Linked DNA regions of Homo sapiens: all the other regions are linked to region 3. The links are chromatin contacts, found by Hi-C or POLR2A ChIA-PET in ENCODE. All regions are on one chromosome and are shown on one strand. Each heading gives the region's core, a stretch centred on a gene start or an enhancer-like site at or near the end of the contact. The rest is flanking DNA. Distances are from core to core; before and after follow the strand shown.

Evidence for each region. Hi-C counts contacts between places; a loop is a spot of excess contacts on that map. ChIA-PET counts read pairs that join two places held with the same protein, here RNA polymerase II (POLR2A). Pooled maps may share reads with other maps.
Region 1: a loop to region 3 is called in a map with no recorded cell type, with 3 times the contacts of the local background. The contact joins the promoter of LINC02278 here to the enhancer-like site in region 3. A Hi-C loop is called at or near these places in 1 of 168 maps with a recorded cell type or tissue (lower leg skin), 8 of 37 single-sample maps with no recorded cell type and 8 of 50 pooled maps.
Region 2: a loop to region 3 is called in a map of endothelial cell of hepatic sinusoid, with 2.9 times the contacts of the local background. The contact joins the promoter of LINC02513 here to the enhancer-like site in region 3. A Hi-C loop is called at or near these places in 1 of 168 maps with a recorded cell type or tissue (endothelial cell of hepatic sinusoid). POLR2A ChIA-PET finds 5 or more read pairs at or near these places in 1 of 52 experiments (AG04449).

What each region holds. Positions count from the first base shown.
Region 1 is chr4:38,562,214-38,565,617 of GRCh38, reverse strand. LINC02278 (long intergenic non-protein coding RNA 2278) reads right to left here and starts at 1,615. Exons shown (of 3, transcript NR_146991.1): 1 at 1,502-1,615.
Region 2 is chr4:38,365,113-38,368,444 of GRCh38, reverse strand. It overlaps LINC02513 (long intergenic non-protein coding RNA 2513), which reads right to left and starts at 1,531. Exons shown (of 2, transcript NR_149123.1): 1 at 1,415-1,531. RefSeq lists enhancers at 1,611-1,750, 1,871-1,950.
Region 3 is chr4:38,448,590-38,451,808 of GRCh38, reverse strand. LINC01258 (long intergenic non-protein coding RNA 1258) reads left to right here. Exons shown (of 8, transcript NR_110951.1): 5 at 570-634; 6 at 1,769-1,865. Among named protein-coding and RNA genes, the nearest start is that of LINC01259, 60 kb to the left of the region's middle. Within about 2 kb of position 1,393, at least 5 of the 41 ENCODE cell types and tissues checked have a DNase peak (open chromatin) inside an H3K27ac peak, as active enhancers do.

The sequences.
Region 1 (3,404 bases), core at 366-2,865, 110 kb before region 3:
CCAAATTGGCTCAGGGTCTAAATATTTGGAAGATGAATACTTGGAAATGCATTTAAACATTTAAAGCATTTTATTTATTTTTCCAGTGAGTCTCATTGTTAGTGCAGTACAACTTTGCAGCAAGACTGTATCTGCTGAAGACATGAACCTTGTGGACAAGCCCAGGCCTGGGCTCCACCTCAGGTCTTGGCGGGAAGCCAGAGGTGCATGTCTATTGGCTAATGTCCACACTCCTGAAGTGGGTTATTATTACAATCCCTCACCTTAAACGCCTGCATTCTAAAGTCATGCTAAGGGTCTGACCCAAATGGAACACTGGAACACACACAGACACACGCACGCGCGCGCACACACACACACACTTTTCAAACCAAATGTTGCACTATTTCCTTTCTTTTGTCAGTGCTGAATCTATATTATTATTGTCAGCTGTTAACTCTACACTGATGATGCACTGTGGTCAGTTTCCCTCTCTAGCCTTCCAGCCAAGGTATCTTTTGGCTGCTATATGCTTAGAGGAGGCAAACTAATATGAATGTATTAGATTATGTAAAACATAATTAGGGAGGGAAATTTGCTGTAAAAGCATCCTATGTATTTATAGAACTCAGAGGAAATTATAAGCAATGTGGGGGGAGATTTCATGTTCTTTAGACTCACAGATAAACTCTAGGACCTAAGTGATTGGAACTATTTCCCTATCGCAATCAAATTATCCAGATAATTACCAAATATCTACTTTGCTATGCTACAGAGTCACAAACGCACATTGTCTCAATGGCACGGGAGTAAGCATCAGCTTCATTTCTAATAGGTGAAGTAGAAAAGGGGGCCGGGCGGAGGGGCTCATGTCTGTAATCCCAGCACTTTGGGAGGCCAAGGCGGGAGGATCACGAAGTCAGGAGATCGAGACCATCCTGGCTAACATGGTGAAACCCCGTCTCTACTAAAAATACAAAAAATGAGCCGGGCGTGGTGGCGGATTCCTGTAGTCCCAGCTACTCGGGAGGCTGAGGCAGGAGAATGGCGTGAACCCGGGAGGCGGAGCTTGCAGTGAGCTGAGATCGCGCCACTGCACTCCAGCCTGGGCAACAGAGCGAGACTCCGTCTCAAAAAAAAAAAAAGAAAAGAAAAGGGGTGCGCTGGGGTGGGGGGAGTATGGGAGTACACCTGGCCTTGGTAATTGACACTGTAAGGTGTCTTAACAACAATGATAACAACCATCTCAATAGAATTTGGGATGTGGTAGCAACAGTAAAAATTATATTAAACTGGGCCCCATGCCCAGACTATCAGCCTCAAATAAACAAAGTACAAGAAAAACACTTCAAGAGGGACTAACTTGTGAATCAAGGAAGCTAAATAAGCCAGAGACGTGCTCGCCGGAGGAGACAATGCTTTCACCTCCTTGAAAAAGCTTTTGCCCAACCTAATTAAAATGCCCCATCTAATTAAAAATCTAACCATAATCCCACTGACAGCCCCTAGCTCCACCCCTTACCATTGTCACGATGCTCAGTTGAGCCCCCTTAGCTGAAAAATTATTGAAATAGAGTGGATTTGAGTGCGCAGGCATAATTCCCAGCCTACCACAGAGTTGGAGGCAAAGACGCTTAGTGATTTGCACAGTGGTTGGTGGTGTCTCACTCAGCAATGATGTATGACACGGATGAGTGCAGAGCGGCCATCTGCTGTTGAGGAGGGTGACAGAAAAGTCTGTTCTACTGTGGCAGATGACTCTCCCAGTGCTGGGCAGCTGGCATAGAGTGGACAAAGTTGGACAGGGCAAGTGATGCCCAGCAACTCTCTGGGGCAATAACTCAAGGTCTTCTCCCTTCTGTGGCTATATTCATCCCTGTCTTCTTCACACACACACACACATGCATAATAGAGTTGATATGATAAAATACAATTTGGAACATGCAGAAGAGGGAAGAAGCACACGCCTACCCAAAGGGTTAAAGTTGCTGGTCTGGAGCATGAGATGTATCTCTGAGTTTCCTAGTAGCCTGGGCAAAAAGAGAAAACCTGATAAATCATATGGCACATGTTACCTGGGAAAAAAAGCAAAAACAGGTTCCTAGAAGAAATAAAGTTTTTCTTAACAACCTTTCTAAAATCTGGGGTTTTTTTTTTTTTGGTTTTGGTTTTTTTACTTTTGACTTAATAGAAGGGAGAAATTGAATTTCTCAGAGTGTGTATAACAAAATGTCAAACTGCTAGAGTGCTTGGCCTATTGATAGGGAGAAGACTAGAACATGGCTTGCTCAATCATTAATGAGAAACAGGTAGCATTCAGCAGTACCCTGGGACTGGCTGATTGGATCTTACCTCTTCAGAACTAATAGAACATGATTTTTACCTTTTTATTTTTGCATATCTGTATTTTCTGAAACTTCCACAGTGAACATGTATGACATTTGTCATGCAAATATAGCTGGTTCTGGACTGTGTGATGTGAGATCCTCACCCTTCCTTCCCCTGTTCTGTATTGTGGGAGGGGCTTGACCCCTCCCGGCTGCAGTTCTCAGGGCCCTGTGTTAGCTGGCTTCTAGCTGAGTTTGGCTAATGGGAGGCTCTGGTGGGAGTTTGATGAGCAGGAGGAAGGAAGACGTCAGGGTATTTTTCCCTCTCCCTCTGTCCTGGGGTAGTATCTCTGGCAGCTGCTCCCTCTCTTCCACGACTCCAGTTTGCACAGGAAGTCTGTCATGGTTCCAGCTTCCTCTGGGTAATCCCAGTCCCTGGGCTCTGCTAGCATCACCTCCTCCCTTTGTCCCTCCAGCCTAGGAGTGGCGGCAACTTCCTGCTGCTGCTGGTCTCTGGATTGCCTCACCATCCCTTGTTTGGCTTTTAAGTTTCTTTCATCTCATTGCATTAACTTTCCTCTGTTTTAAATATTCGGAATGATTTCTGTCTTCCTGGTTGGGCTCTGACACAAAGAGACAAAAATGTATTTGAAACAAAAATGAATGGGGCAAAAGAATCTAGAGGAACATGAGTTAGAGAAATAACCAAAAAAGCAGAAGACTTCACAGATCATGGCAGCACACACAAAGAAATGTCCAGTGTTGGTGTGCAGCAGCTGGAAAAGACATCTGGTCACCTGAGGGCCTTTTAAGGCACATTTATAGGCAAAAATAGCAGCTTTACTTGGAGTCATAAGATCTACAAGTGAAGAACAACAACATGTAATGTATAGGAAAAAAACCCCTAGGATTTAGAGCCATAAGCTATGAATTCAGGTCCTGGCTTGTGGTGGATTGTGGTTTACTCTCCAGCATCCATTCTACCCCTCCCACTTGGTATAGCATCTGCAAGGCTTGGATGCTACTGGTCCAACCTTTAGGCCTCTAGGTTGTAGCCTTAATTGCCATGGGCATTGGCTCATGCATGGATATATACCC
Region 2 (3,332 bases), core at 282-2,781, 84 kb after region 3:
GGGAAACTGAGTATTTAGGATTCATTTTTTGATTATCTACTGTGCATCTATTCTTGGTCCAGACTTTCTGCTTCCAAAGGCAGTGCACCATTCTCCGACCAAAAACAGCCCTTCTACTGATCTGGTAAATTGACTGTGGGTTAAGATTATGACCCCTACAAAGACCTCTAATAAAGTATAATTGTACTTTTGCAAGAATCTATTACCAAATATTTCCATAACTAACATCACAATGAGGCTTCCCAGGCATTTGCCTTTTCTTTTGTTGTTGATTCCAGTATCTGAATCTCCTTCCTACATTTGAAGATATCCCCCACTTTATGAGTCCCATCTTTCTCTGTAGATTTCCCAGGGAGCTATCTTAGGGAGTGATCTGAGGCTTTGTTTCTTAGAACGCGTTCTCCACGCCTGGCTTGCTGGCCTTCCTAGAGATCCTATGAGCTACTTATTATCCTTTAATAAATTCCTTTTCTGCTAAGCCAGTGTTGATGTTTGGGTTTCCCAGGAAACAGAATCCCAGACAGAAATTTTTGTGCAAGGAGGTTTTGGGAGGAGTGTCCTCTGGATCAACATCTGTCCCCTGGATCACAGGGCAAGGTACACAGGAGAGGGCAGAGAGAGAACTTGAACTGTGATGATGTTCCAGTAGAATCCTCATCTGATACCACGGGGAGCTCAAGAGCTGGAGGGCCCTTTAGGGGACTGAGATATTTGTATCCCTTCTCTTCTCCCTGGTCATTGAATACAGGCTGCCCCAGAAAGAGGGCAAGCCCTTGGATGAGATGACTTTCTTAGGCTAAGAGCCACATCAGGTCAGGGATACAGCTGAGACCTATCATCCACTTGCACTCCCAGTCTCTAAAGCAAGCGTTACAGTTTACAAATCCATTCTTCCCCTGGATTCTAGCAATAATCCAATCATTTTCTTCATAGTTCAAATGAGAAACTGAGGCTCAGAAATAATAAATGAACATCTAGAACAAGCTTGTCCAACCCATGGCCCACAGGCCACACGCAGCCAGGATGGCTTTGAATGCTGCCCAACACAAATTTGTAAATGTTCTTAAAACATTATGAGGTCTTTTTTGCTCATCAGCTATCATTAATGTTAGTGTATTTTATGTGTGGCCCAAGGCAATTCTTCTTCTTCCAGTGTGGCTCAGGAAAGCCAAAAGGTTGGACTACCCAAAAGCAACCAAAGTTCCACACTAGATATTGCTGACAGTAAACATCTACTCCTACCCTCCTAGCATCTGGAAGGCAGCCAGGGTTCTGAGTGAGATTTCAGTTCTGCCAGTGAAATGCCTTTGATGTAGAAAGAGGTAGAGGTGAAATGCAAACCCTCATCTTATGATTCCAAATGCTGTTTCTTTGCCTACACCATATTGAACATTGTTGCAGAGAAAAAACAAACCTTTGAGATGGGCAAGATGTCCAAGAGCCTGAGTAGAGCCTGGGCAGTTCAAAAATCTTGAGCCATATTACTTTTGGATCTTTCCTCAGGAGTTCTCAGAATTTGGGACAATGAATTCCAGTTGGAGCCACCATTTGTGAAGGAATCTCACCTTATCCTCCTATGGGAAAAAGAAAAAAAAAAAAAGTCACTAAACAGCAACCAAAGTGCCATACTAGATATTATCTGCTGACAGTAGACATCTACTCTTACTCTCATTTGTGTTTCCTCCAAGGGTCTGGAAGGCAGCCAGGGTTCTGGGTGAGATTTAAATTCTGCCAGTGAAATGAACTTTCATGCTATTTGGAAGGCAGAGGAGAGGTGGAGACTGTTTTCCCACAGCTGTGACAGCAGACAAGATGTGCCAACAAAAGCAAGTAGCAACAACTGGGCTCTGCACTCCACTCCCTGGTCACCAGTGTCTGGAACAGAGGTGGCAGGAGCTCAGGTTTTCTGACCTCTAGCTTATAGCAACAGTGGTTGATCTTGAAACCAAAACACCAGAAGCTGATTTTTACTACTCCTTCTCTTCTAAAATGTTGTGAGCACTGAATTTCCTAGATGAAGCCAATCTCTTTCTGCTTGAAATATTATATTTGTAATGGTTTTCTTTTTTCTATGCTGAACCTGAGCTAGCACCCCAAGCGTGAAGCCAGAGTCAGTGACTCCCCTTTCCACACCCAGACATGATATAACCAGAAGAAAAATGCTCTTTTACCCAGAGAGCAACATGGAGAGTACCGTAAAACAAACTGGATCTCAAAGTGCTGAGATGACTCCTCCGGGGAAACTAGTGACTGTTGGCCCATTGGGGATTGCTTCTTAAAGTAGGTGGGATGAGAGCCTTGTCTTGCTGTGTGGACTGTAATACTCAACCTTTACCACCATGCACTTAGTCCCAGCACAGACCTATCTTCTACCTTTTTCATCCACCATCCTAATGTCACAGAGAGGGAATGCATGAAATCTCACCAGTACGCTTGCTGGCCCACCATGTTGACAAGATGCCTCGCTAATAGAGCAGAGGCACAAGAGCCCATGACCATGGCATGGAGCCAAGTGTCAGCTAAAGTCCGAGACAGCGAAAGAAGTGTAAACAAAGGAAGAACGCTTTACAGGCATCATGAATCCCACGCCCAAAAATGCAGACAGGCAGTGGACTTTTGGAAATGGAGTCTCTTGGATTTGTAGCCATCAAAAACAAAAAGGCTTTTCAAACAAAGATGTCATTTTACAGAGGCAGAAAGAGCCAATGCTGCAAAGTGTCTTTAGCCCTGCAAATTCAAGCATGAAATGGATATTCAAGGATAGCTTGCCCACAAATGCAGAAGCTGGGACACAGAAGATGCATAAAATATACAAGATACATCTTGAATGAAATAAAATGTAAGAAGGAATCCAGAGAATGTGCAAGCACCTTCATTTTTAAGAAGAATCACTATAATATCCAGTTTCTACCTCATAAGGCTGTTTCCGTGTTCCAGGCAACAGCTGGTCCCACTTTATTGCTGTGGGTACAAAGAGTTCTAGTAAATCCTGTGTAATAGATGTATTCATATGCTCCATCCTTTTAACAATCTTCTTAATTAGGGTGCTGTCCTTTTAAGCAAAGCATTTATATAGTTATTTTATTGCATTTGAATACAGTGTTAGCTTCAATAGACTTAATATAATTTTATGGGTTTTTAAAAAATTGCTTTACAATGAGGGGAATTTATTTTATCATCATTGTGGAGTTATTCCCATGGACTTTTAAGAGCCTTTGGTACAGAGGTTTATGAATCACTGTAGAGGAGAAAGGATCCTAAAGATGTGGTAGATGGTGGTGGTTCTGCCACTTACCTTACTTCTGAGAACCTCAACTTTCACGTCCATAAAA
Region 3 (3,219 bases), core at 144-2,643:
ATGATTTATCACCATCCCCCTTGGTACTGTCCTAGTGATAGTACGTTTTTGTGAGATCTGATCATTTAAAAGTGTTTGGCACCTCCCCCGCTCCTTGCTCCTATTTTTTTTGCCATGAAATGTGGCTGCTTCCTGTTTGCCTTCCACCATGACTGGAAGCTTCTTGAGACCTCCCTGGAAGCAGATGCTGCTATGCTTCCTGCACAGCCTACAGAACCATGAGCCGATTAAACCTCTTTTCTTACAAATTACTGAGTCTTAGGTATTTCTTTGTAACAATGCAACAACAGCCTAATACAATGAACTATGCTGCCATAAACATGGATGTACAAGTATTTATTTGAGATCCTGTTTTCCATTCTTTTTGTTGTATACTCAGAAGTAGAATTGCTGGATCATATGGCAATTCTATTTTTAATTTTTTGAGGAACCTAGGTTAAACTTTTTGAAACTGCAGATATTGAACCAGTTTTATGTTTACCAAAAAAGCAGAACTTTAACACAATCTAATCTGTTTATTCCATCTCTCACTCTCTTGACTTCTCCATAACCCTATCCAACTGATAAAGAGGAATCAACTTCTTTATACAACAATGGCAGAGAAGTTCTACAATATGGAGTCCTGTGATAAAAGGTAATGCCAAAAGTTTGTCCAATGGTGACTTATGGTTCAGTCCACTCATTTTTGGTTTTTAGATTCTTCAGTGTCCTTCTTTTATCTGTTTCTAAAGTTACAAACTACCAGGAAATTTCTCATGGGAAAAAAAAATCTGTATCTTCGGATTATTTTACAAATCGGAAGACTAGAACATGTATATCAAAACCAGCTGGCGGCCCAGCACAGTGGCTCATGCCTGTAATACCAGCACTTTGGGAGGCCAAGGTGGGTGGATCACCTGAGGTCAGGAGTTCGAGACCAGCCTGGTCAACATGGCGAAACCCTGTTGCTAAAAATACAAAAATTAGCTGGGCTTGGTGGCGCATGCCTGTAGTCCCAGCTACACAGGAGGCTGAGGCAGGAGAATCACTTGAACCCTGGAGGCCAAGGTTTCAGTGAGCTGCAATCGTGCCACTGCACTCCAGCCTGGGTAACAGAGCCAGACTCCATCTCAAAACAAACACACACACACACACACACACACACACACACACACACACACACACACAAACCAACAACTGGCACCAGGGGGTCTTCCTTAGACAGGTCATACCTTCTCCAGTCCTACAGACACAGAGTCCCTTTTGATCTCTAATGCTGATGTGCACGTCAAATGCCACGTGTCTTTGTGACATGGCTTTTTCTAAAGCTGGTCCTACAGGCTGTTTGCACCTGCGATCCCTGGAATCACTTCAGTAAAATCAATGATTAACAAAGAGCTACTCTCCGGCCCTTTCCTGAGAGCTTGTTTTGAAGAAGTTAGAACTCTTTGCAAGGCAGTAAACCCTTCCTGGGAGTTGGCAGGAAAAGCCAGGAAGTCTTCTCATTATTATTGAGCACTGATCTTCCTTGTAGGGGCATATACCTAGCATACCAAAATTTACTCTCTGCAGCCCCCAACTTCCTGTCAGTAACACAAATGTAGGACATAAGTGAAGCTTTGCGAAAAAGGAGGATAGGATTTATTGTTCTGTTTTTAATTGAAAGCCCAAATAGCGATATTGATTGGTTTGATTCCACCAGAGAGTTAAACAATTTCCTTCCACATCCCCAAATCCCCAACTATGCAGAGCTGCAGCGGTCACCACCAGCCTCCTCAATGTTGTGCAGGTCCAGCTGACTGACCCACCAGCTGGTGACCAGCAGAGCAGAGGAGGAGCAAGCACAGGACCTTCACCTTTCCTGCCAGGTGTGGGCGCCAGTCAAGGTGGGCTCCAGGCTCTGATGCAGGCATGAGAGGATGTTGCAGCAGATGTGCTGCTTGCTTTTAAAGCTCTGGAACACAACAAAGATGAGGTTTTCTGTAGATGTGTACATGATTTTCATATAGAAAGATTTCCTTTTTCCTAAAGTCTAGAAAACAAGTAAATACCAAGTGAATCACTGACCTCCCAGAAACTATTTTATGCTCATGGTATGCACTGGTGGAGGGAGGTGACTAACGCAGGGCAGCCGAGCTGAGTACTTAAAGCTGGTTTTGCTCAATCTGTGGTACGGGTACTCATAGGGTAAGCATGATAATTTGGGGGTGATACACAGATATACATTTACAAATGTTAATAGTGTGATGTTGACACATGGAAACAGAGAGGGGAACAACAGACACTGGGGCCCAGCAGAGGGTGGAGGGTCGAGGAGGGAGAGGATTGGGAAACGTAATTAATGTACACTAGGCTTAACATCTGGATGACAAAATAATCTGTACAACAGGCCAGGCATGGTGGCTCATGCCTGGAATCCCAGCACTTTGGGAGACTGAGGCAGGCAGATCACGTGAAGTCAGGAGTTCGAGACCAGCCTGGCCAACATGGCAAAACCCCGTCTCTAGTAAAAATACAAAAATTAGCCAGGCGTGGTGGCATGTGCCTGTAATCCCAGCTACTCAGGAGGCTGAGGCAGGAGAGAATTGCATGAACCTGGGAGGTGGAGGTTGCAGTGAGCCGAGATCACACCACTGCACTCCAGCCTGGGTGACAGAGTGAGACTCCATCTCCAAAAGAAAAAAAAAAAAAAAAATCTGTACAACAAACCCTCATGACAAAAGTTTATCTAAACAAACCTGCACATCTACCCCTGAGCTTAAAATAAAAGTTTAATACTAAAAGAGAAAAAAAAAGATGTTTTTCAACGTAATATTACCTTTCACGCCAAAACAGGTGAATATAAATAGACATAAAAAATAGTGTGATATTTACGTTAATGTGCATTAGAATAAAAATTTAAGGGGGGTGGAGTCAAGATGGTCAAATAGGAACAGCTGCAGTCTACAGCTCCCAGCGTGAGTGATGCAGAAGATGGGTGATTTCTGCATTTCCAACTGAGGTACCAGGTTCATCTCACTGGGGAGTGTCAGACAGTGGGTGCAGTGCACCGAGCATGAGCTGAAGCAGGGCGAGGCATTGCCTCATTCAGGAAGTGCAAGGGGTCAGGGAATTCCCTTTCTTAGTCAAAGAAAGGGGTGACAGACGGCACCTGGAAAATCGGGTCACTCCCACCCTAATACTGCACTTTTCCAATGGTCTTAGCAAATGGCACACCAGGAGATTATATCCTGCACATGG